Regions from separate parts of the Mus musculus genome. Here all the other regions are linked to region 1. A link is a loop called in an ENCODE intact Hi-C map of the cell type or tissue named here. Cell type or tissue: left cerebral cortex. All regions are shown on one strand. Region 1 overlaps Arhgef17 (Rho guanine nucleotide exchange factor (GEF) 17). Region 2 has its middle 39 kb from the start of P2ry2. Region 3 holds the start of P2ry6 (pyrimidinergic receptor P2Y, G-protein coupled, 6). Region 4 overlaps Arap1 (ArfGAP with RhoGAP domain, ankyrin repeat and PH domain 1).

The links. Peaks named below come from ENCODE experiments on the same cell type or tissue, not always from the same donor. Only the 100,000 strongest peaks of a DNase experiment are listed, where the experiment ranks them.
Region 2: a loop joins it to region 1, with 7 times the contacts of the local background. A loop is called at or near these places in 14 of 42 quality-filtered maps.
Region 3: a loop joins it to region 1, with 5 times the contacts of the local background. A loop is called at or near these places in 7 of 42 quality-filtered maps.
Region 4: a loop joins it to region 1, with 2.4 times the contacts of the local background. A loop is called at or near these places in 2 of 42 quality-filtered maps.

Annotation. Positions count from the first base shown.
Region 1 is chr7:100,904,204-100,912,203 of GRCm38, forward strand. All of the region lies in intron 1 of Arhgef17 (Rho guanine nucleotide exchange factor (GEF) 17), which reads right to left. Among named protein-coding and RNA genes, the nearest start is that of Arhgef17, 24 kb to the right of the region's middle. In left cerebral cortex, CTCF peaks have their summits at 3,205 and 4,534 (motif pointing right); DNase peaks (open chromatin) are centred at 3,205, 4,564, 7,179 and 7,963; H3K27ac peaks cover 1,614 bases.
Region 2 is chr7:101,047,021-101,055,020 of GRCm38, forward strand. No RefSeq gene overlaps it. Among named protein-coding and RNA genes, the nearest start is that of P2ry2, 39 kb to the left of the region's middle. In left cerebral cortex, a CTCF peak has its summit at 4,984 (motif pointing left); DNase peaks (open chromatin) are centred at 4,957 and 6,140.
Region 3 is chr7:100,961,716-100,969,715 of GRCm38, forward strand. It overlaps P2ry6 (pyrimidinergic receptor P2Y, G-protein coupled, 6), which reads right to left and starts at 2,651. Exons shown (of 3, transcript NM_183168.2): 1 at 2,504-2,651. In left cerebral cortex, CTCF peaks have their summits at 3,604 (motif pointing left) and 5,287; a DNase peak (open chromatin) is centred at 2,714.
Region 4 is chr7:101,370,668-101,378,667 of GRCm38, forward strand. It overlaps Arap1 (ArfGAP with RhoGAP domain, ankyrin repeat and PH domain 1), which reads left to right. Exons shown (of 34, transcript NM_001040111.1): 3 at 2,289-2,834. The coding sequence starts at 2,326. Among named protein-coding and RNA genes, the nearest start is that of Gm35219, 20 kb to the left of the region's middle. In left cerebral cortex, a CTCF peak has its summit at 3,681 (motif pointing left); DNase peaks (open chromatin) are centred at 3,671, 7,234 and 7,397; H3K27ac peaks cover 324 bases.

The DNA.
Region 1 (8,000 bases):
TGCCTTCAAGCCTGCAAGCTTCCTGCACTTCCGAGACACACTGGCTGCCTGAGTCACCTTTCTCTGGTCTCTTCTTTCCGAGTCAATGATATAAAGAGGTTCCCTTGAGTCAGGAACATTCTGGAAGATGAATACAATGCTGCCACGGGCCATGCCAGGATCAAGGACTACCAACCCAGATGTGCTGTCTGGCTCTCCTGCCCCACCCATACCCATGAAAGTGGAGTTGGTACTACACAGTCGCAGCCTATAGGCCATCTACTTCCCAATGGCTGCTGCCACCTCTGATGCTCCGTCATCAAGGAGACAAAAGTTACAAAAGGATTCCGTGGTATGGAGCCCAAGATGGCTGGCTATGGAGCTGTGTATTTCAGGTTCAAATCCTCGCTACGCTACTTAGTATGTGGATTGGGGAAGACACTTCATTTCCTGGGGCCCCCGCTTCCTACCACCCTTTCCATTGCCCATCCACTCCCCTTGGTTCCCTAGATCACTTCCTGCCATCAGTAGACCCTCCTTTCTGGAAGGAGAGGCCTCTTAAGGTTTCTCAGTTCCCAGGCCTCACAGGCAGCTGGAAGGGAAATGTCCAAGCCACAGAGATCTCTGGGGACTGGCTGCCCCGGGTGGGGCTGTCACTGGAGGATGAGCTCTGGGGCTTGGAGGGAAAGCTCTGGGGCCTAAGGAGCTAAAGCGCCTTCCTGCTTCAGAGGCAGAGTCCTGTGTGCAACTGGAGACGGGGTTAGGAGCAACATGAAGCACGGCCCATCTGTGTGGCCCCTTAGTTATCTGTAGCCACAACTGCACAGCAATCCATGTTGTAACGAACCATGGGGTTCTAGGCAGAGGTTAAAAACTGAAGGGTCTTTCAATAATGATCAAAACCAGCTACGTTCAAAATAATCCCAAACAGAAACCAGCAACACACCACTAGCCCTCGCTTACAAAGCATTTGCCGTGGGTTCCACATGGACTGCGTCCTTTCCATGACTGCCTCCTGTCCTCACAGTCACCCCGGGGTGATGTGTCGGGTGATATCTGTCAAAGCTCGTGTCCACAACATTGTCCATCTGGTAGGCTCTTCCTCCAACATGGTGCAAACACTCTTCTCACACAGCATGAGGTCCAGGGCCCCTCTTCTCCAGACTGGATGGACCTTTGTTACTCTCTTGGACACAGATCACTAGCAGAAGTGAAGTCACAGGACACCTAAAACTTGCTCTTCTGGCTTGTCCCAGTGATGACGGGGATTGAACCCAGGGTCATGCAAGCACTCCACCATTGTGGTGTTCTTTTGTTTGTTTTTATTTAATTTATTTAAAAAGTTTTAGATTTCGTGTGTGTGTGTGTGTCTGCATGTATGTTTGTGCACCGCATGCATACTTGGTGCTCTCGGTTACCAGAAGAAGGTGCCGGATCCCCTGAAACTAGAGTTGTGGATGGTTGTGGACTACTATGTGGGTGCTGGGACCCATATCCAAGTCCTCTGCAAGAGCAACAAGTGCTAAACTGCCGGGCCAGACCTCTAGTCCCTGCTTATTTATTTATTTATTTATTTAGATTTTTCGAGACAGGGTTTCTCTGTATAGCCCTGGCTGTCCTGGAACTCACTTTGTAGACCAGGCTGGCCTTGAACTTAGAAATCTGCCTGCCTCTGCCTCCCGAGTGCTGGGATTAAAGGTGTGCTCCACCACGCCCGGCACTCATTTATTTTTGAGAGATGGTCTCACTATGTAGCCCTGGCTAGGCTGTAATTTACAAAAATCCTCTGACTCTGTTTACCAAGTGCTAGGACTAAAAGCACGAGTCACCACACCTGGCTTCCTCTAGAGATTTCTAACTTTGATAAGGGGTCTCACTAAGCTGCCCAGTTTACCCTTGAACTAGCTGTGGCAGGTCCTGAACTTTTCCTACTCAGCCTCCCAGTACCTGGGACTACCTTGCTCCATGAAGCCTGGCAGCCTGCATAGCCATAAAGCCCGGCCTACATGTTGGGAGGGAGCCCGGGCCACATGCCATGTATAGATGTTCCAACTAACGGCTTAGACGAGGCCCGAGCCAAACATCAATATTAACTGCTAAGTCTGAGAGGAACGAGTCTAGCCCAGGCACCACCTGACTACCATGAAACTCACAGTGAAAAGGAGACAGAGGCCCAGTGAGGCAGACAAGGATGCCAGGGCCCTGCAGACAGGAAGAGGCAGTGCTTGGACCTAGAGCTCTTGCTCTACTGGCAGAGAAATGAAGCCAGGCTGATTTCTGCATGAACCCACATTTCATCTGTTGGCCCAGAGGGGTCAAGTTGGGACCCCAGCAGGGGCAGTAGTAAAAAAATAAAACAGAGATCTATTGGCTGTGAAAGAAGCAAGAGGTAGCCCTCGCTCTCCTGGCTGGATTCCAGGCTGTCTTCTGATGGCTAAACCCGGCTGGCCCATCTCTCAGCCTAGAAGAAAATCCCTGACCACAACACTCCTGGCCCATCCCAGACCTGGGGTAGAGCATACACTGCGAGGTCCTCGATGGGGACCTGAGGTACAATTTCTCTCCACAGCCCTATGTAGGCCTCACACTGTCCCTGAGTGCCCTGTGATAACTCCCCAGTCCAGTCTTCAACACACTACAGATCTATACTTTGCCAAGACAGTAACAGAATCCAGGAGCACCTCTCTGACCTCCCAGGAGCACCGTGGTCTAGGAAAGACACCGGTTCCTACAGGATGTGTACTGAGAACTTCAGTGGGGTGACCTAGGCTAAGATCTAACCCCAAGCAAATGGCGTATCAGCAGCTGAAAGACTTCACTAAGTTGCAGGGCACATAAATAAGAAGTCAGGCCAAACCTGGGGCACCCTGAATTAGGAAGTGGGGCTGACAGCTGTATTCGTTTCCCTGGATGGCTAAGACATAGATGGAAACAGAAGGGAGGTCTCAATGTCTGCCTGCCCCAGGACTACAAGAATAATCCAAACAGGAATGAGTATAAACTAGACATACACTGGGTACATAACATGTACCTATTGGCTGGCCTTCCTGCTCTGTGACTTAGTTTCCCCTTCTGTAAACAGATGAAGGAGGTGGGAAAGTTCAAGAGGGTTCTAAATTCCCCACTAGGTTCCCAGAGGGTGACTGAGGTCATACTGGGAGAAAGGCATGGCTGATGAAGCCCAAGTGAGGAAGCTGGGGCTCTAGGACTGCACTTCCACCAAGCACTGCTAGGTGGCAGCAGAGGCCTGCAGGACTGGGATTGTAGGGCATGTGGTTTGAATTTAACTGCATGATTTTTTTTTTTTTAATGTGGGGTTTTTTTCTTTTCGTTTTTTTCTGTCACTCCACCCCTTTCAGTTTCAAGAGGATACAGCTGAATCTTCTAGGTTTCAAAAGAAAAGTTCCTTATCCCAGATAACAGAAGTAGGAGATGGGGGCTGGAGGGTAAGTCGGACCTCAGCAGACGTGAAAAGCATCGGATGAGCCAGTCCACTCTGAACTCAACCTCTCTGCCCACTTCTCCCCCGTAGCCACCATTTTACAGGTCAGGAGCCAGGCATAACTGAGTGTGAGACCTTGGAGGAGAATGCTAACAAATCTGTATTCTAAGTTTGTATTTTAGGGGCTCCTAGGATATCCCTGCCAGTCCTGCACACAGGACTGTGCCCTGCCTTGGCTTGGAACCCCAGGATGTGTTGACTTCCAGGAGACTTTCCCTAACAGCTCTAAAAATTCAAATATCCAAACCATGTTCAGAATGCTACCCAGGCCGGCCGGGGCCCCACATGGTCTGAACTTCAACTCCTACCTTCATGTAGCTGTAAATACCTTTCCTCAGTGTCTATTTCCCTACCTGGAACATGCCAGATCTACAGCTCAGTGGCTGTTCTACAAAGAATGGCTCCCTACCATCTCCACCCATCTTGGTAGTACGGAGGGAGGCTGGGGTGAAGGGTCGTGGGAACGGAAGTTTCTAGGGTTTGATTCCAGCCCCTCCAATTCCCTCCTTTCTTCAGACCAGGCACATGGGGGCGGGGGGCTCCATTTGTACACTGTTGATAGAGATGGGGTGTCTTGCCTGTAGGGCGGAAGATGATTCATTGGGCCTTGGGCCAGGCACCCTGGGAAAGGCCAAGCCGGCCCCAGGCCAGTGCCCCAGGGAATAAAGGACAGGGCCTGACTGGGCTGTGTATAAATCCTAGGGACTCTCAAAGCCCGCAGCCAAAAGACGCCATCTTCCCCACTTAGACAATGCCAGAAACCCTTCTGCTCAGGCCACCAAAGGCCCCGGGAAATGAGGTGGCCGAGTTCCGCCTGCTGCTGTGCCCTCCCAGCCCTCAGCACGGGGTCCATCCCCACACGCACCTTGCCCTTGGCTGGGTCAAGTCCCATTTAATCTATTCTCTGCTTTTTCCAGGGAGCCTTAAATCTCCTCCCTCACCAACCTCACCTCAGGCCAGGGCAGGCGCCAACTGCCCCACCAACTGCCCCGTTGTGACTCCCAAATCAGTCCATCCTTTTTATTATGCTACAGACCTATGAGGACGCTACCTCGGGCACCAGGGGGCAGTAACAAGATCTGGGAGCTCCAGGATAGAGGAGGCACCACTAAGGCCTAGAGCCGTTTCCCCAGGGCATACAGTCAGCACACAGGTGTGAATAGAGACAAAGACAGCAAGTGTCCGCAGGATGAATAGGCACAGCGAGGAGGCCACGGGTGTCTATGATCAACCTCCTAAAATGAAAGGGCAGTAGGGCAGACCCCACCACCAACACCCTTCTCTCTCTTTGTTTTGTGATTTGGGTTTTTTGGAGACAGGGTTTCTCTGTGTAGCCCTGTCCTATCCTGGAACTCACTTTCTAGACCAGTTCCCACAGAGTTCTGCTTGCCTCTGCCTTCCAAGTGTCAGGAAAAAGGTGTGCGCTGCCAGCTGCCACCACTCAGCGGGCGCCATTCCTTTCTGCTGGACGAATGGTATTACTTCCCAGCACAGAATGTCTCAGGACCTCAGGGGTTTTTTGTTTGTTTGCTTGTTTGTTTTTTTGTTTGTTTGTTTTAAAGAGACAGGGTTTCTCTGTGTAGCCCTGGCTGTCCTGGAGCTAGCTCTGTTGACCAGGCTGGCCTCGAACTCAGAGCTCTGCCTGCCTCAGCCTCCTGGGAATTAAGGCGTGTACCACCATAGTCCGGTAGGGCCTCAGGGTTTTAGGGTCTCTTCACTTGGCCAGAAGTACCCACGTAGCTGGGATATACTGTGACCTCACCTTACTCCGACCGTGCCCTCCAGGGTATACTGTTACCAAGTGGTTACATCAACCCTAGTGTGTCGGGCTCAACCCAGACCTGACAGAAGTTTCTGTCATCACACCAGGCCAGTTTGCTCTGCTTCCTTCCCAGTGGGGGCTCAAGGGCCACCACTAGGCCTGGGCCACACTGGCAGATGTGATTTCTGCTGACCACCAGCAGCTTGTGCTTCTAGGCTCTTCTGTGCTTTCCCCATCAATTAGTGAGCAGCCCTAGAGCTGAACAGAGAAGCTCCCAGAAGATGCTCATCTGAGGTCAGCCAGTGTCAGCCAGTGGGGTGGCTTCACGTCCCAGGACCAAAGTCCACCCTAGGAAGGCATCCTGACGGCTCAGAGGACCACTCCTGAAGCTTTGGCTTTGAGTCTTCAGAGTCTCCAGACTTGTAGCTGTCAACAGAAAGTGGCAGTGCTGTCTACTCGGTACCATGGAGTATGCAGAACAGCGCAGCACTAAGTCTCCTAAGACTCCATATCAACTCAGTGACAACACTGAGACTCAGCGCAAGTCGTGACTTGCTGGGTTCTCAAGACTAGGCAGTGGGCTGGACCCGAATCCTCCTGCAGCCACTGACCACTAAGTGGCTGGGACTTTGGATAAATCACTTAACTTTACAGAGCCCAAGGACAGGAAGACAGCAAAGATCTAAAAATAGCAGGTCTATCTGTGGAGGGATTCCACTCTCTGCTGACTAAGCACCTCCCAGGTGTTGGCTTTAACCTCAAAATAATCTCCTGGGTGGGCCCTATTATTACCTTGTGTCACTGGCGACCCAAGCAAGATCTGCCAAGCAGGCAGGACTCCACCCCAGGGGACCCTGGGTAGAAAAGTTGGGACAGTTTACATCTGTCTAGAGTGCCAGGAGGAGGGCTTCTTCCAGCCAGGGGTTAGCCTGAGAGTGTCAGCCTGGGCTCTCCGCACATGGACTCTACCTACACAGCCCGCGTCAACTCCAGCTACAGGGAAGGGAGGGCTCCTGAGTCATGGGCCCTTAGGAAGACCTCTGAAAAGTTACAGAGAAGGAGTCCACTGTATTATCAAATGAAAGCATAGGGCACTCCTATCGACAAACTGTATTGCCTCAATGTCATCTAAAAATAAAGATAGAGAAAGAGATAAAGACAGAGAGAAAAGGGACACACCTGGAAGAAGCCACCAGAATGTCAACGGTAGGCGGGGCCTAGGGCATGGGAACAGGACAGAATAATACACAGCCAGGGACACTCTTGATGGCTGACTGACTCAGAAGACCAACCTGTACCTCGATTTTTCTCATCTATAATGCAGGGATTAGAAAGCACTTATTTCGCACAGTACCAGGAGTCAAGACGCCACTCAACAAATACTGGCTGTTATAAATAAGGCTGAATCGTTACATCAGGAAGAAGGCTCTAAGAGACTCTTGAAAGGCAGATGTCTAAGAACGACCAGTTTAGCCTCCTCCAAAATAGTCCCTGGCAGTCCTTGCTTGCACATCCCACAGAACTGAAGGGCTCAGTCACTCCCTCCACTGGTACTCTGGGAACAGCTTACCCTATGGAGGAAGGGCCAACATGTGCTGGACCCTCTAATGTCTGGGTACCAGCTCAGACTACCAAGGCCAATAGAATGGCTGGGATGTTGGGAGGATCTTCCCCCACCTACCATTCCAAAATGTTTGGTCTAGGGTTTTTCTATGGGGGTGATTCTCTAAGTAAGGTTGGAGGCTTTCTCTGTGGCTCTCAAGGCCCCTGCCTAGATGGTCACCTCTGTCCATCCCACTCTGTGCCTCAACAGACAACTATCTGCTGGCAGTCCTAACGGCCTTTCCCATTTTCTTGTTTGGAAAACAAACGAGAAACCAGCTGGGCCTGACCTCCTCCCCAGCCTTCTCCTGACTCCCTAGTCCCTAGGGGTGGGAGGCCCTTCTGCCTCCTCCCTGGACAAGGGCCTTGTGGAAAACCCCAGAGGAGAGGCCTTGTGAGCTGGTTGTTGCCATGGCAATGGCAGCCCTGGAATTTGACCACTGGGGCCCTGGAGTGGGGGTGGGGAGTTGGTATAGGCCATGCTGGGGGCAGGGAGGAAGGTCCAGAAGCCCAGAAGCAGGAGATGGCAATCCAAGGCCCCTCCATGGCCTCAGTATCCCCATTATAAAGGGAGTGAGGAATGGCTCCCAGGATCTCTCTTCTCTGTTCTGATGGATGGGGGAGACAGCCAGGGAGAGGCCAACTGTGCTCTTTGATAGATAACTAGGACTCCAAGGGACAAGGACTCACTAGAAATCAAAAGCCAAGTCCACAGCAGTGGCGGAGTTAGTTAGCTTCTGAGATGTGACCTCTCCACACTCTGGCATCTCTGTGTCTCTGGAGAGGATGAGGGTGCCTGCTCAGGGTGGTGACGGCTGGACTAAGAGCTCTCCTGAGACAGAGTATAATGTGTCTGCTCATGGTAACCCTTGCCGTTCCTGGATCTGGAGGGCGGGCAGAGGGCCTGCCCCTCCCGGCTTGCTGTGCCAGGCTGCAGTGGGTATTTTTAAACAGGCGCCCGCCCCTTGGCCTTCCCACCTGCCCACTCCAGGAACACAATGAGCTCGGCTGCCAGCCTTCCGTGTACTTCCGACAAGTTCCAGCAAGCCACCCTCTGCATCCCATCTCCTCCCTCCCCATCAGCCCAGCAGTCAGGATGCTATCCAGGGTCCCCTCCAGCTACAATGCTGGAGGCTCAGAGAGGTGGCGGAACTT
Region 2 (8,000 bases), 140 kb after region 1:
ATCCAATGGCTATGGAGCAATCTGCCATTGTCAGCCCCGGCTCAAGATAGTACCTGCTCCACGATGCCTCTCTGTTTATCTTTAGATTCCTCCATTTTCCACCATCTGGAGAGTCCTCTTTGGGAGTGAACTGAGTAAAAAGGTGTGTGTGTGTGTGTGTGTGTGTGTGTGTGTGTGTGTGTGTCTGTGTGTGTGTGTGTGTGTGTGTGTCTGTGTGTGTGTGTGTCTGTGTGTGTGTGTGTATGTGTCTGTGTGTGTGTGTGTATTCCCAATGGTTTTTCATAAATGAGATCAGCCTTCTACCCTCAACAGGACAGTTAAACAAGCAAGTATTAGTGAAGAGCCGAGAAAGAAGTTTCATTTAATGGATCCATAATCAAAAGATGAGCCAAGAGGCCCCATGAAGCCCAAGCTGATCCCCAGGGTCCTGACATGAGGTTGAGACTTACACAGAGGGCTGTGGGTATACAGAGCTAAGAAGTTCTGGTCAAGGTGAGCTCCTGCCTATCATTGCTTGGGATCTACTCTGTCCTTCCTACATGGTGGTCTAACAAGTTGTGAAATCTCTCCTTGGGAGGCACTAGATCTCATGATTTTCCTTCTCCCAGCATGAAGAGTCCTGGGAAAATTCTAAAGTCTTGGGGACCATTATCACGATAGCCACAGAGAAAAGTCCCAAAGTCTCTTTAAAATATCTTCATTTTTGTCAGGGTGGTTACAGTTGTTTGGCTCAAAACAATTTAAGATAGATCACTAAGTATTTCTTGAGCGCCAGCCAAATACACACAGACCGTTCATATGCCCACCTGCAGTCAGAGCCTGGGCACCATCAGGTTCAGAGGGCAGGCACAGCCCATAGGAGACGTCAGGGAATGAACCAGAATGAACAGGGATGAGGCAGCTGAGACTCAGAGAGAGACCCATCTGGCTTGGGTGATGCAGACAGATGTGAGGTTGGGGATTCAGACACAAGGTTTCCAGTCTAGTGTTTCAGGGGTTCCTTGGCTACTAGGAGAGAGACATCTCCAGAAGATTCAACGGCAGCTCATTGGCTGGCTGGCTGCCTGCCTGCCAGTTAGCATCCTGCTCAGTCAGCCCTCCTGGAGAGAGCCAACTGAGAGCAACAGGAAGAGCTGAGGAGGTGGGAAGGACCCAGGAGTAACAGTTCAGGGACAGAAGGGGCAAAGGCTGGTGACAGGTGGGGGAGCAGCTATAGCTTCCTCCTGACCCCTGCTTGCAGCCCCTTGCCCTCTGCTTAGGTTGTCCTCAAGACCAGTTACTGTTGCTAGGCAACACAGTCCTGAGGGAGCAGGGTGGGGAAGGTTGGGGTTCGGGGAGGGGCAAGCTTGAGGTTTGACAAGGAGGGCCCCAGCAGACAGGGACCCTATCCCCTGGGTGGGCATACTGTATGCCGAGTCCCCAACAGTCTTTAAACTCCTCTCACCCCCTTTGCCCCTCCCATACATCTTGGGATCGTGTGTCCTTATACCTATTTCATAGGAGAGGGCTGGAGATGTAGCAGTTACCTAACACGTACAAGGTCTAGCACTCAGGAGGCTGGTGCAGGAGAATTGTAGCAAGTTCAAAGGCTAGCCTCGGCTACAGAGTAATAACCTCTCCCCCCAAAAGACAGAAGTGCTGAGAATGTATCTTGTTAGGTAGAATGCAGGCACAAAAAGCCCTGGACTCGGCCCTAGCACTTCATATAACCGAGCATATTCACCCCTATAAACCCAGCACTTGAGAGCAGAGTCAGGAAGATCAGGAGTTCAAAGCCGGCTTCTGCTACATAGAGAATTGGTGACACCCATGGGTTATATGAGCCCTGTACCTCCCAATCTCCATACATACACTCCTCTTACAAAGCAAGGCATGATGGTACGCACCTATTCAGGAGGTAGGAACAGAAGGATCAAGGTTTAGGGTCATTCGTGGCTACATAGTGAGTTCAAGATCAGTCTGGGCTACACTGTCACAAAAAGAATCCTAAGAAAGAATGAAAAAAACTGCTCATTGAGCTGGCATTTGGGGGACCCCTGAAAAGGCCCTTCCCCTCTCTCTCATTCCGCGCTGTCATCCACAGGTCATAGGATGTAAAGTCCAACTGGGGAGGCCTGAGTTTTAGTGCTAGCTCGGCCATGATTGGCTCTCGGGCATGATTGGCAGATGAAGAATGGAGGCATCAGTTCTCCCAGGGATCGTTGCTCCGACCTCTCTGATCTCTGGTAACTTTCTAACAGCGTTTCATTTGTCTCTTTGCAGAGAAGTTGAGCATGTCCCTGGCTGGAAAAAGATGGCTCTCGTCACATCCTGCCAGTTAGCTCTGAGGGTGACTTCCCAAGCAGTGGTGGGAGAGGCTGGACAGAGGACGAGGATTCTAATTTCACCTCTTGAGCCAAAGCCGGGTCTGGCCTTCTCAATCCTCTGAGACCCCAACTGACCTCACTGCTGAGAGGCTGGGAACGGACCCAGGCTGAGCTGAGGCATGGACTAGGAGGCCCTAAAATTAGCTCCAAGGCAAAGGGAGCAGGGACTGGCCCCAGCTGTAGACTCCCACAGTGCCAGGAATGGCGTCCTCACCCAGCTCAAGTGGAGAGACCAGCCAAGGCTTCAGCAGGGACTTGTCACCATGCTGGGTGCCAAGAGTCACAAATTCCTATAGGCACAGGTCAAAGAGCTTGAGGGACAAGAGGGACCCTGGCCAGCTCCTTGGGCTTTGAGTTGGGTTCCAGCCGCCAGCCTTTCAGAGCTTGGGGAGGTACCAGGGAGGAGCATCGCTATTTATGTCTTCCTGAGACAGGGTTAAGGGGACTGACCAGTCCTCTCAAGGCTGAATTAGATAACCTCAAACCTTAGTACCAACTCCCAAGGGTGTAGGAGGATCCGAGAGTAGATAAGTGTCTCCTGGGAGTAGGTTGGAGACACCAGTGACCAGCCCCAAAGTCAGGGCCTTTCCTCTACCCAGGGTAGCAGCTCCACCTGCTCCCTTCTCTGCCTGACTGCTGGAGGGGCTTGTGGAAGTGCAGGTTCTGCTAGGCATGAAAGCACATGTTTACAATCACTGCCACACACACCCAGGACAGCCAGGGCTACCCTGAGAAACCCTGTCTTGCAAAACAACAACAACAACAAAACCTAGACAAAACAAAACAACAATGATGAGGAAGAAGAAGAGGAGGAGGAGGAAGAGAAGGAGGAGAAGAAGAAGAAGAAGAAGAAGAAGAAGAAGAAGAAGAAGAAGAAGAAGAAGAAGAAGAAGAAGAAGAAGAAGGAAGAAGAAGAAGAAGAAGAAGAAGAAGAAGAAGAAGAAGAAGAAGAAGAAGAAGAAGAAGAAGAAGAAGAAGAAGAAGGTGATGAAGAAAAAAAGGGAGAAAAATTAACAAAACCTAACCTTTATTGAACACCATACCAGGATGAGGTATTAAAAATGTTACACATCTTTCCTTCTCTCTCTCTCTCTCTCTCTCTCTCTCTCTCTCTCTCTCTCTCTCTCTTTCTTTCTTTTGATATGGTTTTTGGTTTTGTCAGGCAAGATCCCACAATCCTCTCACCTTGGTCTCCTGAGTGCTGGATTATAGACATGTGCCACAAAGTTCAACTATACTTAGTATCTTATTTGATTCTCTTAACAACACCAATGAATAGACAAAACTGAAGCTCAGAGCTCTTCGAGCGACTTGCTCAAGGTCACAGAGCAGATCAGCAGCAGACAGGGCTGGGATATACACTTGTACCAATGTCCATCAGCACACCCATCTTGTGAACGTGACCTTGAGAGCACAGCGCAGCTTGGTGGCCTTGGGGAATGCACAAGGGAAGCAGAGGCGAGGCCTGGGAGGATGAGGAAGGGTCACGCATGCACGGTGATTCAGAAAACAAGCTTGGAGAGTGGAGAAAGGGAGGATGACACATCCCGGCTTGAGGCCTCCCTCGGCTGGCCAGCTCCTTCCTACTTCCTTCTCTGTGAAATGAGGAAGAAACTCGGTTTAGAGAAGGGTTCCACTCCAGGCCTGCCTGGCACACAGTAGGCCCTCAGGATGTGTGGGCTGGCCTTGCCTTCCCCTAGTGACTTGTACCCTGGCTGGCTCACGGGGTTAAGTTAAGGGTCCTCTGGAGAGGACCAAGGAGAGGTATTAGGGTCACAGCCCAGAAAGGCCCCTGGGAAGCAGACCCTGACAGATACTCGGAGTCTGGCTCTGCCACACCCCTTATCCCACCCCTGGCCCTTCCCTCTTGGCCCAGGGTGAAGAGGCAGCCAGCTAGTTTACCACAAAAGCCCTCTGGAAAGTAAACACCCTCCACCTCCCACACCCCATCCCACCTCCCATACCCTACTCCACCTTCTTCTTTGTCAAAATGCCCTCAGCTATATGAGAAGCATCCTTCTAGTGCCCAATAGGCGAATGCCCTTGGGGACTTACATCCGGCCTGGCCTCTGGAAGTCTCTAGTGACTCATGTTCACTTCCTCCACCTACAGTCATAACTTTGCCGCTGTATCAAGAATATGTCCCTTAAACTGTCCTCACTTGGTAACTCCTGAGGGGCAGCTTCAGGAGGTGGATCCCCACCCCCGACCCCCCACCCCCACCCCCACCCCCGCATGCCTTACATAGATGCGTGTTGCTAGAATAAAAAGCCACTCCTATAGACCTCTGTAAAAAGTGAAAAGGGCAGAGAGGCCATTAGCTTCTCCTGGGACAGAATAGAGACCCCTGTGAATCCTTGAGTCCTCTTTAAGCATGTGCTGGGCAGTGGAGCCTCTGGCCTCCTGCAGAGAGCTGACTCTCCTCGGGAGTCCAGATGCCAGAGAATTCACTACATCTATCTTCTTCATATACCACATGAGAAGTCTGGGGCTACGAGAAGACCATCACCAGACAGGGTCACTCAAAGAAGAGACACTGAACAGTCCTTCTGAGAGTGTTTCCGAGAGAGCCTTCACTAAGCTGCCAAAGGTGGAAAGATGACTTTGGCGCCACCATGTGGCGTAAAGGAAGAAACGCAGAGCTGGGGAAGCTGTTAGTCTTCCAGGATGGGGGCAATTCGTCCACACTAGGACCCTCCTGGGTAATAGGGCCCTGCTCTTTCCCGTTACACAGCCTCTGTCCCTACTGGTCACTCCAATGCAGTGTCTCTCTCCCACACCAGACTAGGAGCTCCTCAAGGGCAAAGCCAGGTCTGAATCATCACACCATTTGTAAAGCCATTGTAAGGGTTTGAGGAAGTGATTTAAGCTGAGCTGAATTCAGTATACAATGGGGGCAAAAATTTCTGCCCAAGAATGTTTATTGAATCAGTGCTTTAGAAGCAAGAGTCGTGCTAGTCACTGTTGACGTAGGAGATGGGTGTAGGGGCTCCTTATGCTGTTCATTTCCCTTGTGCTTGAAATGTTTTGAAACAAAGGAACAAATAGAAAGCATCAAACTCCACTGATAGAGTCTAAGTTAATTATGCACAGCTGTGCAAAGGAAAGTGTTTAGAGACATTAAAATGCTAGCACAGGGTTTAATACTGAAATTGTTTTTTAAAAGTATTTTAATTACATTTACTTATTCATATATGTGTGTTTTATTGATATGCATCTATATGCCATATAATTTGTTCATGTGGCGTATACAATTTAAACCAGGTATGGTGGTCACAGGGCTGAGGCAGGAGGATTGCCACAAGTTTGATGGTAGCCTATGCTATATAATTACTTGGAGGCCATCCTGTGATACACGGTGAAATCTTGTCTCTAGAAAGATTTCTATTACTATCATTGTACTGGATAATAATAGTAGAAATGATGAAGTGTATGTGTTAATGATATGTAGTATGTTCCCCAATATTCTCCAACCGGCACCACAAGCAGTTTATAATATTTTCATCTTCGTCAACAAAAGTGCATGTCCATTAATATACAGCCACTCTTCTATTCCCCTACCCCACCCCACATCCTCAGACTTCCTTGTCTCTGTATGGACTTGCCTAGTCTGGATTCTTCCCATAATCAGAAACAGAACCATGCTGTTTCTACTTAGTGTAATGCTTTCAGGTTTCATCTAGGTCACAGATAAGCCAGAAATAGCAGTGTTTCATTCTTTTCTATGACTAACTAGCACTCAGTGTGTAGGCAGGGAGATAGGATCTTTTGAGTCTAGACCTTGAATTCACTATGTAGTCAAGGATGGTCCTCTTGCCTGCACCTCCTTGCCTGCTGGGATCGAAAGCATGCATCACTATGTCTGGCATTATCTGATGTGGGTAATTGAAGCAGAGCTCCCTGCGAGCTGGGCAAGCACTTTACTGCACTGAGCTACATCCCTGCCTTGTTTGACATTTGCTTTTTGAGGGCTACCCTGGGGAGGGAGCCAAGGCCTTGAACATACTGTACAAGCATTCTACCAGAGTTTCATTCCCAGTTCTTGGTCTTTTGAGCCAGGATTTATCAGTGTATCTTATGAAATATGTTGGGAAGCTCAGACTGGCTTCAGATATGCAATCCTCCTGCCTCAGCTTCCTGAGTGCTAGGATAATGGGTATGTGAAACCCAGTTTCACTGTCTGTATTTAAATTTTTTAAATTAAATTCTCTATTTTATTTTATGTGTGTGGGTGTTTTGTTATGCATGTACATCTTATGCCTCTTGTAATCCTGATGCCTGCATCTGTAGTTCCCTGGAACTGCAGTTATAGATGGCTGAGCCACTATATAGGAGCTGAGAATTGAACCTGGGTCCTCTGGAAGAAAACCAGTGCTCTTAGTCACTGAACTTTTTATTTATCTGTTTGGATAGTATTCTGACCACTGTTCAACCACAGTTTTATGCTAATTTATGCTAATTACCCTGCTTGGATGTATACTTAAGCAGTGGAGTTTCTAAACTTTTTGTTTTGATTTGAAACGGTGGTCTCACTGTGTAGCCTCCAGAGTGCTGGGCTGAAGTTTCTAAGTGTATGGAACCTCTGTGCTTGTCAGAGGAACTGCCATGTTGCTCCAAAGACAGGCCACATAGTTTACCTTTCCCTAGGAAGAAAGTTTCATTTTAGCCTGGTGTGGTGATCAATGCTTGTTACGTCATCCCTCAAAAGGCTGAGGTAGGAGGATCTAGGCAAGAATGAGGCTAATCTGGGCTACATAGCAAGACCCTGACTCAAAACAAAAACAGAACAGAAGGGCTATAAAGCTCCTATGGCAGAATAGCTTTCCAACATGCACAGAGCCTGGCCTTCACTCCCCAACACCACACAAACTCCATCCTAAAATCCCAACACTTGAAGGGAAAGGCAGGAGAGCCAAAAGTTCAAGGCTAGCCTCAGCTACATGTTTATAGCCAATGTATGTGGGCAAGGCACACCCAGGTATCCAGGTACATTATTCAACGTTTCCACAAATTATGGTGTGTTTTGTGTGTGTGTGTGTGTGTGTGTGTGTGTGTGTGTGAGAGAGAGAGAGAGAGAGAGAGAGAGAGAGAGAGAGAGAGAGAATGTGTGTGTTCATGTGGAAACTGATGTCATCTTCAATTGCTCTTCAACCATGTTCATTGAGGCAGAGTCTCTCAGTCAGAGGCAAAGCTCACCAGTCTGGCTAATCTTGCTAGTCAGCCTGCTCTGGGGATTTCCTGTCTCTGCCTTCTGGAACTGGAGTTACAGGTGGGCCACTACAGCCACTGAGCATCTGAAGGTTTCTGAGGACCTGAACTTTGGCATCCTCCTTGCTTTGTTTTTCAGATAGGATCTTAAGTAGCCCAGGGTGGTCCCGAACTTTCTATACAGTTGATAATGACCTTGAACCCCTGCCTCTATTTCTGGAGTGCAGAGGTTTCATGAATGGACCACCAACCTAGATTTATGAAGGGCTGGGATCCCGGGCTTTGTGCATCCTAGGTAAGCATTCGACCAACTGAGCTACACCCAGTCTTTTTAAGTCCCTAACTGCTGAGAAATACTATTACATTAAAACAAACAAACAAACAAACTTGTGCTCAGTATTAATGTGCATGGGGTTACATGTACAA
Region 3 (8,000 bases), 58 kb after region 1:
GGCTTTGAACTCACTGTGGAGCCCAGGCTGGCTTTGCACCCGTGACCATCCTGCCTAAGCCAAAGCGATGCCTTATTTTCTCCCGTGTGCAGCTCATCCTGGCTGAACGTACTTCCCGAGACACTTGCAGCCTCCTGGGTACTCAGTAAATTAATGGGCACGATTTCTTTTACTTTCCAATTTTCTCAAGTGTATTTTTTTTTTAAAGATTTATTTATTTATTATATGTAAGTACACTGTAGCTGTCTTCAGACACTCCAGAAGAGGGCATCAGATTTCGTTATGGATGGTTGTGAGCCACCATGTGGTTGCTGGGATTTGAACTCGGGACCTTCGGAAGAGCAGTCGGTGCTCTTAACCACTAAGCCATCTCGCCAGCCCTCAAGTGTATTTTTGTATAATGTATGTACATGTATGTTCACATGTATGGGGACACTTGGGTGTGTGCTGCACAAGTGTGCAGAAGCCTGAGTTTGGCATCTAGCATCTTCCTCAAGCTCTCTCCACTTTATTCATTGATATGGGCTCAGTTGAGCCCAGACCTTGGTAGCACAGCTAGCTGGCTTGTTCCTGTTCTCACCTCCTGTGCTCTGGCATTATAGATGACCCACCTCACTCACATGGATTCTAGGGATCTGAACCCCCATCCTTACACTTACAAGGCAAACACTTTAACCTCTGAGCAATCTCCCCAGTCACACACTTTCAGCTTTGCATCAAAGGAGTTGTTTGCTCCTTCATTGAGGTGTTCACTCAGCCAGACAGCCAGCACATTAGCCAGGCTGCCACAGTGAAAACCGAGTTAGGTCTTAGGAACTGAAGTCTAGTATTGCCACCAGCAGGCTGAATTCCATGAATTCTGAGATAGGCACTTCTCCTCACAGACCTCCATCTCCCTGTCTGTAAAATGGAATACTAGTAGCATCTCCAGAAGACATTGGAATATCACAAAGATTCAATGGGACAACTGAGGTTCCCAGCCAGCTCTGAGACTCAGAGGGAGGGTGGTGGCATAGAGGAGCCAGGCAGATTCTCAGCACTGAAGACAGTCCTATAGGGACCCCCACCCCCCAGTGAAGTCTGTAGGAACAGTTCCAGGGTGAGGCAAGAGGACAGGCTAGAGATAATAGTTAGTGTTAGTTTCTAGACTATGACCCCCCAACTCTTCCTGGTAAACTAACAAATAGTAAGGATATACCAAAAAAAGAAAAAAAGAAAGAAAGAAGAGAAGAGAAGAGAAGAGAAGAGAAGAGAAGAGAAGAGAAGAGAAGAGAAAAGAAAAAAAGAAAGAAGGAAAGAAAAAAATTTCTCCAGGCTGGCCTTGAACTCATTACGTAGCTGAGGATGACCTTGAATTTCTGATCCTCCTGCTTCTACATCCTGAGTAGGGGCATGACAGATACTCACTGCCATGCCCAGTATCTTGTAGTGCTGAGGATCCAGCCCAGGGCTTCAGACATGCTTTGCAACAAGCTGAGCTTCATCCTAGCCAAATGGAGTCTCAGCAGTAGAAACTCCCACTGGCACTGGAGCTACACACACTCACGAACTACACATCCACACCTTTGTCTTGCACACACATGCAGATGCACCATGGAAGGCATAGCACTTGGTACATGCATGTAATCCTAGCGCTGGGAAGGCTGCGCCAGGTACAAAGCTAGCTTCGTACGTTCCGGAGGTAGCAGTACCAAATATGGGGCGCCTGCCTGCCTTTCCTCCGTCAGGATCAGCAGAGGCAAATGTGAACAGAAACCCTCAGAAGGATTTAGCCCTGCTCCCAGATACATCCAATTACTCTGCTTTTCTTCCCCTTAACAAGCAGTGCCTGGACTCAGGGAATCCGTTTTCCCAGTGGAGTTAACCTCAGGCTACATTGTATTTTAGCATCCTTCCTGCTAGTTCCTGCCAAGGCGCCTGAGCAGCTCTGAGAGTCCCGCCCAGCCCCTCCCCAAGGGACCCTCTTTACTCTCTAAAATTTGACACACACAGAGTTTTGGGTTTTTTTTTTTTTTTTTTTGAGATAGGATCTTTCTGACCTGCAACACACAAGAGATGCACTATGCAGAAGAGGCTAGTCTTGAACTCACAGAGATTGCCTACCTCTGCTGGGATTAAACACATTTATATGCTATATCATCTAGCATAGACAATACTCAGGCACATGCTCAGCTACTTGAACTCACAGGTAAGAAGTTGAGGCCCAGAAAGGGGAAAAAATGTCATGTTTCATTCAGAAGTCAAACTCTGACCTCTGCCTCAGTATTCCACCTCCCCACCCAAGACACAGTCAGGTCCCCATTTCCTTGCCTCCTCCACTCCAGGCCTCTGTGCCTTGTCCCCCGGTGTTGTGCAGCCTAGTTCTGGGCAGAACTTGGTAGAGGAAATAAGAGGAAGGGAGAAGGCCCCACACCCACCCACACCTGCTCAGCCTTCTGCACCCAGCCCGGGACTGCAATGGTGTGCACAGCGGGCAAACACTGGAGGAGGGAAGCACCCTTACCTGAAAACTCCCTCTGACACAGCAACCGCCTGCAAGCCATGAGAACTGGAGCAAGCTAGACTCCCGAAGCAGCCCCTGCCACCAGGCAGTTCTTGTGCCCCAGAGTGCAGGAGTCTGGGAGGTGGCAGATGAGGTAACTGGGACTACCAGGAGGGGAAGTGACACTGTCTCTCAGGCCTCAATCTGGAGATCTTGCTCAAGTGTCTGGCACAAGGCTGAGTCAGCCACTGCCGGACTAGGAGCAAGTCACCCCTAGCTCTGCCCACTCAGCCTAGCGATGGGGACCGTCGGACCATCAGTTTAGCCTGAGGGTTCCTGGGAAGATGGAAGGAGGGAGCACTCAAGGCCCAGGGCTGGGCACAGGGAGGCTCCTAGCTACACACCAGCTCCCCTCCTGGCCTCTCTCAAGTTTGGACAGAGCCTGGCTCCTGCTCATTACTGCCACAGGGAACAATTACCCTGGTTTCTCAGCAGTGCCTGGAAGGCTCATTAAGAGAGACCCAGACCCCAAGATTAAGGAATCTGTTGTCTGTGACTCCAACCATGCATGTCCAGACACCACTCTCCAGGGACCAAGAATGGCTCCTCAGAAAGAGGGTGGCTTGGAAGAAGGGCAGAACAGGGGTGACTCTTCCTCCCTAACCTCCATCCATCCTGGGGCTTGGGCAGGACCAGCAGAAGGCAATGGATAGCTCTGCCTGGGTACTTGACTGGCCCGGACAGCCCCTCCCTGTCAATCGGATTATCCCCTATCCCCTTTCTCCTCGTCTGGTGTCATTTACTAGGAGTGAGAGTGCAGAGCAAAGTCTCTGATCGGAGGTGAGAGCTTTAGAGAAAAATCAAGAGAGGTGTGTTGAGTAGAGTTAGGGTCTCCTCAAGTGGACTGAACTAGGATTTACTAGGTCTCCGTTTCCTGTACCACTTTCTGTCTCTCTCTGGAGAAGTCCACCCAGCCTGGAGGAGACCGTACCTCAAGCCCTACAGGATGGAAGCAGGCCAGGAGCTAAGGCCAGGCAGGCTCCTGGGCCCTGCTTCAGTTCGGAACGCCAATGCTTTGATTTGTGCCCAGAGCCTGGCCTGCAAGCCCTCTGCAGGCCAGAAGAGGAAATACACCCTCTGACCTACCCCAGCAGAGGGGTGGCTCTGGGGCCTTGCCTGGGTTCCAAGACAAGGCAGAGGTGTCTTGTCCCTTGGTCCTCTTCCCTGGCATGTATACATGAAAGAAGAGCCTCACAGTGGAGTTGTGTGAGGGAGCTAACACAGCTCCAGGTGTAGGAAGATCAAGATTCCCTACACAAAGCTTGCTTGGTGGTCCTAGCCTGCCCCATCCCCTAGGCTCCCAACCAAGCCCATTTTTCATACTCTAAGCCCCAGAGGCAGAAAGCATTTTCCCTTAGCCCAAGGATAAGATGGCACTGGTTAACTCTGCTTGAATTTGCTGTGTGACCTTAACCAGTGTCTGTCCCTCTCTGGATCTCAGTTCTCCTATCTGTAAGATGTAGTAGTAATAGCAATAGTAATAGTAGCAGCTGCAGTAGTAAGAATGATGATGATGATGATGATGATGATGGTGGGGTGATGATGATGATGGTGGTGGTGGTGGTGATGATGATGATGGTGGTGATGATGATGATGATGATAATAAATGAAGGCACCCACATCTTGGTGGTACCATGAATGGTCATCACAGTAACTAAAAGGCAATGTGCAGACCAAGATAACAGAGGGTATCACACGTTCCTCACATCCTGAGACCCTGATCTCTCAGGGCCCCTGGCAGCAGGCCCATTCTCTTGATAAGAAGTAAGTGTGACTTCATAGAAAACAAAGAAGTCGCTACTCCCACCCAATAGCAGGCCACTGACAGGAAGATCCCTCTGTCCCTGTGTAGGGAAAATCCTGAAAAGGAATACTGCAGTGGGGGGGGGGGGCAAAGTATCCAGAGGGTCAGCTCCCAGGCGAGAGGACGTGGCAGTCAACCTGGAGGAATGCTGGGCACGCACACTTGCGGGCTGGTCAGGGAGTGCGTTCACCTCTACATTGTGGGGTACAGTGCTTGTGTGCATCTGTGCCTTTGCTGTGCTGTCTACATACCTCACTCCAGGGTACCCCAGAATTCCCAGTCCACAGCAGTGTTTTCCCAGGCCCGCAATTCCAGGGCAGCTCAGATGCCATAGGAGATTTGTAAGGTGGCAGCCACCACAGGCTCCTCGACTTTCCCCAGAACAAAAGCAGTTGCATAAGAAGAGGAGGAAGGCTTAGGGGATTAAGCAGGCTCTGCCAGATCAGCCCTGGGTGTGGGCTTCTCTGGAAGGGCCAAAAGCCCCACTATCCTCAGACCTTTAGTGGCCCAAAAGCAATGGGCACTGAGCCTTCTTCTACAATGACCTCTCTGCCTCGAGCCACCTACAATAAGTCAGACACTCCCACACAGCCAGGCTACCCTGAGAGCCCTGTCCCTGGTGACCACTGCTGGATCAAGCTCACTGCCTTCCTTCTGGCCTTCCTTGGGTATATTTACCCCTTGCAGAACTGTGCTTCCTGCAGCAATAGATGAGAGCTCTCCCTGCCCACTGAGGATTGAGAAGGAGCCACGGGTAGGGATGGTCTCTTGTATATTCTAGGTCCCAAGGCCCTTATCCGATGGCTCCTTGCCACCCTCAAGATGTGAGAGAGTCAACACCATTCTCCGTTCTGTCTGGAATAGGAGAGGCCTGGTTGGGTTCTGTAGGAGATGTGGCCTCCCTGGGCGTTAGTGTCACTTCAAGCTCTTGGCTAGTAAGCTGGGTGCTGTTCTCAGACTGGGGGTAGGGGGCGCTCTGGCTGAGCCACAGAGCTCCTTCAACCCATCCCACTAGGATCCTGGGGCTGCTGTTTGCCATCTTAGGAAAGTACAGATACCCAGAAGAAGAGCAGGTAGCCCATGTCCACCCGTGGTGTAACCCCTACTGAAGTATGCCCATCATATTCAGACTTAGTACACAGATCTACAACACACACACACACACACACAATAACATACCTATGCACTCATGTCCAGCAGAGCCCATGCAGGGTTTAAGCTTAGTTTAGCAGCAAGATGGTGCAAGGCTCTTGCAGAACCAGGAAAGAGATGATCCCGATTTCTCCAAAGGCTGCTAGACTTCTGTTCCCTCACAGACAGGTCACGAGGTTTCCCATGGATACAGATCACTTAAGGCCACTTAGTGGTGTGGTGGGCTCATTCTTAGAAAGGCCCGGGTCAGACCGCACAGAGAAAACAAGCAAAAGTTCTTCAGAAGATAGCTTTTGACAGAACCGCTCAGCCGCTGGCTCGTGGTAATGTGCTAGGCCTGGGGAGAAAGTTCAGAGAGCAGAAACAGCCACCACACGTCCTGGACCTGAGTCAGAACCTGAGCGAGAAGCCTCATACACTGGAATGCACTTGAAATCCCAACACTGTTGCAGCAATATGGGTGGCAAAGACAGGAGAATCACGTGGGAACTCACCAGGACAGTTACGCCTGGTGCACGCAGAATTCCCAACACTATGGAGGCTGAGGTCCATTCTGGACTAAATATGGAGACACAAAGGCTGTACAAAGAAAGGCTGATGGTACTGGTCTACAGCTCAGCTCAGGATCCAGCCTCTGGGGAACGCAGGGCGGGCATGAGGTCACAGGCACTAGCCCAAGCTCCTCTGCCTCCTTCTGGATCTACTGGATGAACCTGGCCACAGATCAGCTCAACTTTAGTGAGCTAAAAGCGTGAACTTTGCACCTTGGGGCATCATGGGAAGCACCAGTGCAGCAGGCTGAAGCCCCGCCCTAACTAACGAGAAGGCATCTCCAACATCAGAGAGGAGTCAGTTACCGAATACTCCAGACAGAACCAGAGCCTCCCCACCGGCTCTCCCAGGACAGAGCTTAGGATGTGCCAGGAACTGTTCGTTCTGAGCCCTGAGACGGGGCCAGTTAGCCCTCCCACACTAGCCAAGGGAGGTTCAGTGCTACCCTTCACTGTTCTGAGCCTGACACTCTTAGAGTACCATAGTAGCAGATCAAGGATTTGAACACAACGCTTTTGACACGGCACACACCCTGGCCATTGGAGCAGTGTCTCTCGATTCAAGAGGCTGAAGAGACAACAGAGAAAGGGAGAAAGCCCAAAAATCCAGCGGACTTTCTCAGAAGAGTTATTCTTTGTGTGCTTTGATTTCTCCACTCCTCTGCCTAGCAAGAGCTGGATGGCTCAGACAATGGTCACGTGTACCACATGGTCTTGTCAGGGGCAGATACCCAGACTAACATGGTGGCCAAGCATCCTAGGAGCCAAAGTGAAAGAGAAAAAGCAGAAAGGATTTATGGCTCTTCACCGCACCTCCTCACCCCCAAGCCCCGCCACCCCAGGTAAAAAGGAGACAAATATTTGCCTGATTGGGTGGAGCCAACACTAGGATAATCCTGCTTCACGTTCTATGTGCACTGAGGAGAGCAACATAATCAGTTACGCATTAGTGAGCTCCGGCTGCAAGAGATAGATGGAGAAAGACAGACAGACAGAATGGAAATGGGGAAGAGAGGGAAGGAAAGAGGGAGGGAAAGGGAAGCAAAGAGACCAACCACCACAAGGCATACTAAAAAGACAAGGTTGTGACATTTCCTGGTCATCCATATAAAGTCTCCCACAAGTAATACACTATCAGGGATGTTTGTGTTAGGCGAAGCTTCCATGCTCAGGGCTATTGAGGTGGGGTAGAAGTTTCTGACCTTGAGCCAAAGGACACTCTGAAGAACATCCAGAGAAAGCTGCCTTTCCAAGCTCTGTAGGTCTGCGTGTTCCATGAGGCTGCAGCCTGTCTGTCCCATGAGGATCAGAGCGCTGTTTTGGGGAAACACTGTGGCTCCCTTTCAGCTTTGCCTTAGGCGAGGGAGGACTCCAGAGCACAGAGGCTTTTTGGGAACAAGGCTGTTGAGTGGACTATGGGATGGAAGGGCTTTTCTCCTCCTGTCTGAGGTCCTGGGGTTGGGGGTGGAGTCCCTGGCCACTGAGGCAGGAATGATAGGGTGAGGAGCACCCACATGGCATTGAATTGGGGTTAAGGGAAGAACTAAAGGACGCACAAGAGCTTCAGGGGCCTCTGAATGGAGTCCGGGGGCTAGAACTGTTCTTTCTTCTTTGGGGTTCTCTTTTGGCGTCCTTACTTTCTAGCCCTCTGGTGAGGTCAGCGTCAGCTGTGACAAATGGAGAGGGGGCCATGGTGAGAGGCAGTCAAGGTTTCCAGGGAGAGGGCCTTGTCCTGTGGAGTCTTTGACATAACCCAGAAGGGACCCCTGAGCTGGCCCTGAAACCACACCATTCTTGCCGCAGGACACAGCAGGAAGTGAGGGAGAACGGGTATCAGACACACTTGGAAAGGTGGGAAGGGTTTCCTGGGGGGGTAGGGAGGGTCACCTGGGGGGGGGGACTGTGTGGTGACTGGAGTAGCTTGAGCAGCAGCCAGTAGCCCAGTGACCCC
Region 4 (8,000 bases), 470 kb after region 1:
AAAATCACTGTCTTGTTCCTCACTGTAATGGGAATGTTTTTCAGATTTTATTTTTAATTATGTGCATATGTGTGTGTTCCTGCTTGTTGGTATGTGTGCCACATGTATGCAGGTTCCTTCAGAGGCCAGAAGAGGGCACTGGATCCCTGGGGGACTAAAGTTACAGGTGGTTGTAAGCCATCCAACATGGTTGCTGGTCCTCTGGAGGAGCAGCGAGTGCTCCTGACCTCTAAGCCATGTCTCCATGCCCCTGCAATTGGACTTTTCTCGTAGTTTGAGGTTATATGAGGTTTGTTTAAGTCTGTTAAGTTAGCTCAGTGCTGAACCCTACCATCACCTCCTCAGTGCTGTGGGGATGACCAAGAGCCTTCACTCTTTGGATCTCTTAGTTGCCTCTTCCTGTCTTCCTTGGACTCTCAGCAGAAAGAGGCTCTCAAGTTCTTGATATGAGGGTGAGTTCCCACTGCTCAGTGCCTGGTGTGAGGGAGAGTTCCCACTGTCCAGTGCCTGGTGTGAGGGTGAGTTCCCACTGCTCAGTGCCTGGTGTGAGGGTGAGTTCCCACTGCTCAGTGCCTGGTGTGAGGGAGAGTTCCCACTGCTCAGTGCCTGGTGTGAGGGAGAGTTCCCACTGTCCAGTGCCTGGTGTGAGGGTGAGAGTTCCCACTGCTCAGTGCCTGGTGTGAGGGTGAGTTCCCACTGCTCAGTGCCTGGTGTGAGGGTGAGTTCCCACTGTCCAGTGCCTGGTGTGAGGGTGAGTTCCCACTGCTCAGTGCCTGGTGTGAGGGAGAGTTCCCACTGCTCAGTGCCTGGTGTGAGGGAGAGTTCCCACTGTCCAGTGCCTGGTGTGCGGGTGAGTTCCCACTGTCCAGTGCCTGGTGTGAGGGTGAGAGTTCCCACTGCTCAGTGCCTGGTGTGAGGGTGAGTTCCCACTGTTCAGTGCCTGGTGTGAGGGAGAGTTCCCACTGCTCAGTGCCTGGTGTGAGGGTGAGTTCCCACTGCTCAGTGCCTGGTGTGAGGGAGAGTTCCCACTGTCCAGTGCCTGGTGTGAGGGTGAGTTCCCACTGTCCAGTGCCTGGTGTGAGGAAGTGTTCCCACTGTCCAGTGCCTGGTGTGAGGGAGAGTTCCCACTGTCCAGTGCCTGGTGTGAGGGTGAGTTCCCACTGTCCAGTGCCTGGTGTGAGGGAGAGTTCCCACTGCTCAGTGCCTGGTGTGAGGGTGAGTTCCCACTGCTCAGTGCCTGGTGTGAGGGAGAGTTCCCACTGTCCAGTGCCTGGTGTGAGGGAGAGTTCTCATTGTCCAGTGCCAGGCTGCTTTGATGACTGAGTCAATGAACGAATGGATGAACAAATTAATGTGTTTGTTTGTTTGTTTGCTTGTTTTTTAACTCTGTCTTGGTGGTAGGGGAGGGGATTGCACAGAAGGCCAGGATCCAGAGGCTGTGTGGCCTGGAACCTTCAGGGGCTCCTTTCCGAGGGGTCTTCCCCCCTCCCCCCAGGCACTCCACTTAAGGGACATGGAGGCCAGCAGTGTGGCCTTCCATCCCACATGTGCTCACTGAGCCTCCAAACCTGGCCCTCACCTGGGGATAGGTGCCTCACAGGGATTGGGCCCTGGCCTGTGTCTTGCAGAGAAGAGTGAGTACGGGTGTCTTGCCTAGTACCGACCATGCCATTTCTCATGGCAGTAGCTGAGCCTGTAGGTAGGGGGTGTGATGGCTGTAGAGGAGATGATATGTGAAGAAACCTTGAGTAGATGCTACAAACACAGGGACTCACAGAGTAGGGAGACGAGGGTTATTCTGTCAGGCCTGGCAGCTCAGCTTTGCCTGGTATGTAGTCACAGTGTAGATCTACAAGAATAGAACTGGGGTTGGGCATTGTGGCACACACCTATCGTCTCAGTGCTCAGGAACCTGAGGGAGGAGGACTGATGTAAGTTCAGGCTAGCCTGGGCTACGTAGTAAGTTTAGGGCTAGTTCAAGGCCAGAGCCAAAGAGGCACATAGCAAAATCCAGGGTCAAAACATGAAAGCCACTAACAGCGAGAGAATAGACTTTGAGTTCATGGCATAAGCAGGTCTGGGTATTTCAGTTTTCAGCTTTCAAGGCTTTTGTCTTTCAGGATTGTAGTCTCTGGGATTTAGGCTTTAGATTTTGTTCTGTTGGAATTCTGCCTTTGAAATTATAACATTCAGGATTCGAACCAGCATAGTGTGGAAGCTCACAGAGCGACACTGTTGGCCATGTTCCCCGGGTTGCTGCGCCTCTCACCTGTGACCTTCTGTTCCAGGTCTGAGCCTAGCCCTGGGCCTCTGCTGACAGAAGCCATGGCAGAGGGTTACGATGCCGCACTGTCTGTAGCTGAGTGGCTGCGGGCACTTCACCTGGAGCAGTACACGGCACTCTTTGAGCAGCACGGACTGGTGTGGGCCACCGAGTGCCAAGGCCTCAGCGATGCTGGCCTGCTAGACATGGGCATGCACCTCCCCGGCCACCGCCGCCGCATCCTGGCTGGTCTTCACCGCGCCCATGCACCCCCAGTCCCTCTGCCTCGCCCCGCCCCACGGCCCGTGCCGATGAAGCGACACATCTTCCGTTCACCACCTGTGCCCGTCACTCCACCAGAGCCGCCGCCCACAGCTGGAGAGGATGAGGGTCTGCCTGCCGCTCCACCTATCCCACCCCGCAGGAGCTGCCTCCCACCTGCCTGCTTCACTCCGACATCCACAGCCGCCCCAGATCCTGTGCTGCCCCCACTGCCTGCCAAGAGACACTTGGTAGAACCCAGCGTTCCTCCTGTCCCTCCTCGAACCGGACCCCCCTACCCACAGGCCAGGTGAGTGACATCACGGCTGGTGGGTGGAAAGACCTAGAATGCAGAGGAACCAGGGTTGGAGGAATGACCCTGACTGCTGGTGGGGACACAGGTTTAGAGAGAAGAGAGCAGGGCCAGGCCAGGGCAGAGTTGGGTAAGGGGCAGACGGGAGGATAGCCAGGACTTAAGGATACCTAGATATGTGTAGAAAGAGCAGGGGAGCCACCAGGGTCGCGAGTGTCTATCCCAGCAATAGGGGGGACCCAAATCCCAGGACCTGTCTGAGCGGCAGCCTGCTTAACCTGCTTACTGTCGGTCCTCTTCAGAATTCCTTCTCCTCTCTCCAGCTAGTCTCCTCCTTGCTTCCCCGAACTTTTCCCACTTTCTATGGACACTCCACTACTCATTCCTCCCAGCTCTCGGCTGTTTGCTCTGGTGCCAGCCAGAGAAGCGTCTAAAGTCAGGCTCCTTTGGAGTTTTGAAGGGATGTGCTGTCAGAGGTCTCTTGTCCTTGTCACTGCTGGACGGTGTTGGTGAATTTCATTGATGTCTGCAGCAAGCCTTCTGTGGAAGGTGGGAATTGTGTTCTGATTTCTAGCTGGGAACCTGAGGCTTGGGAAGGACTAGCTGGATCCATGCAGGCGTGTGGGAGTGATGGGAGGTGGGGGCAGGGTGCACTTTTGTGGAGAAAACCTGTGAGGTTTTGTCCATCTAGAGAGTAGCATTGAGTCAGAGGATCTTCTAGCCCAAGCCAGGTCTGAAATTATGAGATGTAATTGATGGAAGAAATCACAAGATGTTTTTTGTTTCCTGGATCCTTGGGACCCTGTTTCCACAGTATAGATTCATGGTTCTTAGTGCTATTGTACCCTCTAGTGGCCATTCTCCTGAGTGCAGAAGAGAGAGAGAGAGAGAGAGAGAGAGAGAGAGAGAGAGAGAGAGAGAAGACTCAGAGTTGCTGGAATTCAAGATACCCTGGATTTACCATGCCACATCCCTTTTCTCCTGCCTTCTCCTAACCCAGGGTGTAGATTTTGATTTTTTTTTAACCTTAATTTTAAATGTTTTAACCTCCTTTCAAGTCCACCATCCACCAGAGGTAATAGAAAAGAAAGGTTATTAGTATATGGGAGCAGTGGACCTGTTTAGAAATTCTTTTTTGGAGCAAATCTCATTTGAATTGTTAGGATACCAGTAGTTCAGGTCACAGAGATCATCAGTGGCAGCTCGATCGACTCCTGAGCATTTTACAAGTTTACTAGCAGTCTAGTTGGTAGTGTCAGGTTAGCAAACAGGAATCAGTAGCGGTGGCAGGACCTAGCAGTGACAGCCGGGTCTCAGCTGAATTGGCATGAGTCAGCAGGAGGGACCAGGACCATCAGAGAAGGCAGGGGCATTTTTTTTTTCAAGACAGGGTTTCTCTGTATAGCCCTGGCTGTCCTGGAACTCACTTTGTAGACCAGGCTGACCTTGAACTCAGAAATCTGACTACCTCTGCCTCCCAAGTGCTGGGATTAAAGGCATGCGCCACCACTGCTCCGCCAGGAGAAATTCTTGGCTGTGCCTTTCTCAGTGAAGCAGAGATCAAGAAGCCCCTGTCTCTGTCCGTTGGGTCCTTTTTATACTCCCCCCAAAAGTCATGCGTCTTCCACGGGTCTTGTCTCAGCGTGTGAGTCTGTCTTAGCAAAACTTCACGTGAGTCTGTATCTGCTGACGTCACTCTGTCAATTGTCCTGCGTCTGTGGAAGTGGCAAGAAGCCGTGGGAACCTCTCGAGAAGTTTTTTTGGTGTGTTTCTCTCTATGGAATCATGACAAACAAAGTCCAACAATGCGATGTAAGGTGGATGAATACACGCGTGTGGTTATTGAAGAATCCTTCATCGTGCACCGTTTCACGTCCTTGCTTTAGCAGAACGTCTTTTTACCTGTGTCTGCCTCAGGAAAACACTCTTTCACATGTTTGCCCCAGCAAAACACCATCTGACACAACTGACTTTCCAAAGAAACCATTAAGTTTCCACTTCACCAGGGTAACCCTCCAGCGATGTTTTAGGAAGGGAGAGGCCTTTAGAAGAAGACAATGGGAAGAATTCAGCTGAGATAAAATTTTAGACTATAGACCAAGGTCTATAAGCAAATCAGGAAAAGAAAACAAGAATGGGGTTTCCACCCTCTGTCTTCTGCCCTCTGCCCCCCAGGACCTGATGTCCTCTGGCCTCTGCCCTCTGCCCTCAGGACCTGATGCCCTCTCTAACTTATCTGGGCCCTCTGTGGGTCTCCTGACACTTGTACTTATTCAGGAAACTCTTAGGGTAAATAAAAATCTTATCCGAAGCCCTGAGTCCCAGGATACAAGGTTCCACTCTCACAGTCTGAATGCAGGTACTTGGCCAGGATATGGGGAGTCAAGGCCTCTAAGACATCGGGTTCTTCAGTAGTCATGGGGCTGGGGGGATTATAAAATGGTGTAATACTTGCAAGAAATCTCTGTGCATTCTTCATGGTTTTTTTTTTTTTTTTTGCTTTGGTGTTTGTTTGTTTGTTTGTTTGTTTTTCTGTGCTTTAGGATCAAGCTCAGGGCTATGCCTATGCTAGGCAAGTTCTCCACCACTGCTCTGTGTTTCCAGCCCCATCTCTTGCGCTACAAATCATCTGGACGTTACTCACAATGCCAGATGCGCTGTAAATGCTCTGTAGGTAACTACCATACTAGATTGTTAGGGAACAGGGACAAGGAAAAGCTCTCCATGTATTCACGACACATGTGGGTTTGCCGCATACATTTGGATCTGCAGTTTGTTGACTCCGTGGACGTGGAGGCAGAGGGTGCATCTTTGATCCCCTTGGGGCAAAATGGTGCCAGGCCTGACATCTTTTTCCTGGGGATGACACATCAAGAGTCATCTGCAGTCTTCAGCTCGTAGTATTTAGTTAATGTATATGAGTACACTGTCACTGTCTTTAGACACACCAGAAGAAGGTGTCAGATCACATTGCAGATGGTTGTGAGCCACCATGTGGTTTCTGGGAATTGAACTCAGGACCACTGGAAGAGCAGTCGGTGCTCTTAACCGCTGAGCCATCTCTCCAGCCCCTAGTTGTTGTTGTTTTAATTTTTATTTTATGTGAGTGGGTGTTTTGACTGTCCACATGTCTGTCCACATGTCTAGGTATACATATGCACATATGGCCAGCTGTCTGGGTGGTAGCATGTCTGTGTATTTGCATATTTGTGCTGGTTCTGCAGGTGGCCATGCTGGATCCCAATAGGTACAGGGATCTGTACAATTTCAGTGGTGACAGGCCTGTCTATGTGGCTCATTTGGGCTGAGCAGACATATACATGGGCCTGTGGCTTATTGCTGCTATGGGGATTGCAGTGCTAGGCTGTGTTGTTAATAGTGTGCAGATGCTGTTTGGGTAAATGAATTGGCACATTTATTGTTTGTGTACTGTCAAAGTGTGAGTCATTGTGCACATATGTGTGTGCATATGCTGCCAAGAGCCGTTAGAATGTCAGCTCTCCTAGGGCTGTGGGTTCTTCGTCAGTTTCCTTTACGATTGGATCCCCAACGCCTGGCGAGCAGTACCTAATAGCCCTTTATACACGTCATGGAGACGAAAGGCCCCTGAGGCCAGGAGCTTTCACACTGGGGTGCTGAGCTTGGGCGTCTGCAGATGATGTGAGCAGCCCACCCTGGGCATTGAGCTAAGGGGCCCCGAGCTCATCATCTAACTCCTCCTTAATTCGTGTCATCCCACCTGTGGGGTGGGGGTGCCTTCAGCAGAGATGGTGGGAAGCAAGAAGCTGATAGGATTCTAGGTCACAGAAAAGCTGTAAGCAAACCAGAAAACAAGGAAAGATGGGGGTTCCCTCCTTCCTGTCTAGTCAGATTGGGGGCTTTTAGAAGCAGGCTGGCATGCAGCCTGAAGACCCCACTTCACCTCTACATCTGTCACATTGTTATTTCAGCCCATGGCCATGAACTGGCTGAGGGGAAACTTGCCCAAAGCCACTCCGCTCAAGAGGGGAAACCAGTGTTCAGATCCTGCCTCCTGACCCTGTTCACCCGGCTTCAGGTGTCAGAGACAAAATCCTCAGGACTTGCTTCTTTGGATCACAGAGGAAACATTTCTGACCAAGGGTCCTAGAATCACTCCACACAGACCCTTCCAACTCTCTGTGGGTCTCAGCTTCCTCCTCTGGTACTTGGATACCTACAGGTATTTGAGGAAAAGGAAGTATTTGCCCAGAGTGGCTAGCCACTGGCTGGAGTCACACCTTGCAAGGTTTCCCTTCTCTGACCCAGAATGCCTTGCCGCTCAGCCAATCCCTTGGTCTTTCTGAAGCCTGATCACCTGTTGCTGGGGCAGAAACTCTTCCCTTCAGGGAGCCTATTTTGCAGCTTCTTTGGGCCTCTTCAGCAGGTTGGGATGGGAAATGCACCATAAGGGCTAGCTAGAATCAGGGCTTCCTGGATACATACCCTGTGAGGCCTCAGGGGACCAGCTGACAGGGCTAATTGCCCCATTTTAGTTTGCACGGTGCTGGCGTGGCCTGAGGGGCGGGGAGGAAGTATCTGTCCCAGGGGATTATGGGTGACGTTTCTCTTTCTCTCTCTCTCTCTCTCTCTCTCTCAGTGTTTTCAGGAAGTGTGTTGGCCTAGGCAGAAGGGGGGCGGGGAAGGGGTAAGAGAGGCGGAGAGCAGGAAGCAAAGACCAGAGCTGGATACACACATACACACATACTCACACAATCTCTCTCTCTCTCCCTCCCCTCCCTGACATATTTATGATTATATTCAGATACATACACATTTACACACATTCAGAGACACTACCCATAGGTGTGCATAGACATACCTGGGGCTCACATATACAAGGGAACAGGATTCAGACACAGACGACAATAGGGCTTCTGGCCACAAGAACAGCCAGAGCCCACACAGGCTTCTAGGGACAGACACAGGACACCTTGGCACACACTGGTCTACCTGGCTGGAGCCTTAGGAGTTCTTAGGCCTAGGACAGGATTCAGCAGGCCTCTGAGGGTGAGTGAGGGGCAGCTCTGGCTACGGGGCTGGGCAGGTGGGAGGGCTGGGAAGACGAGAGTCTCTCTTTGTCACTTTCTGAGCTGCTTTTCCAGGGTGCTGTGATTTCCCTTGGTTTGCTCAGACAGTTCCAGG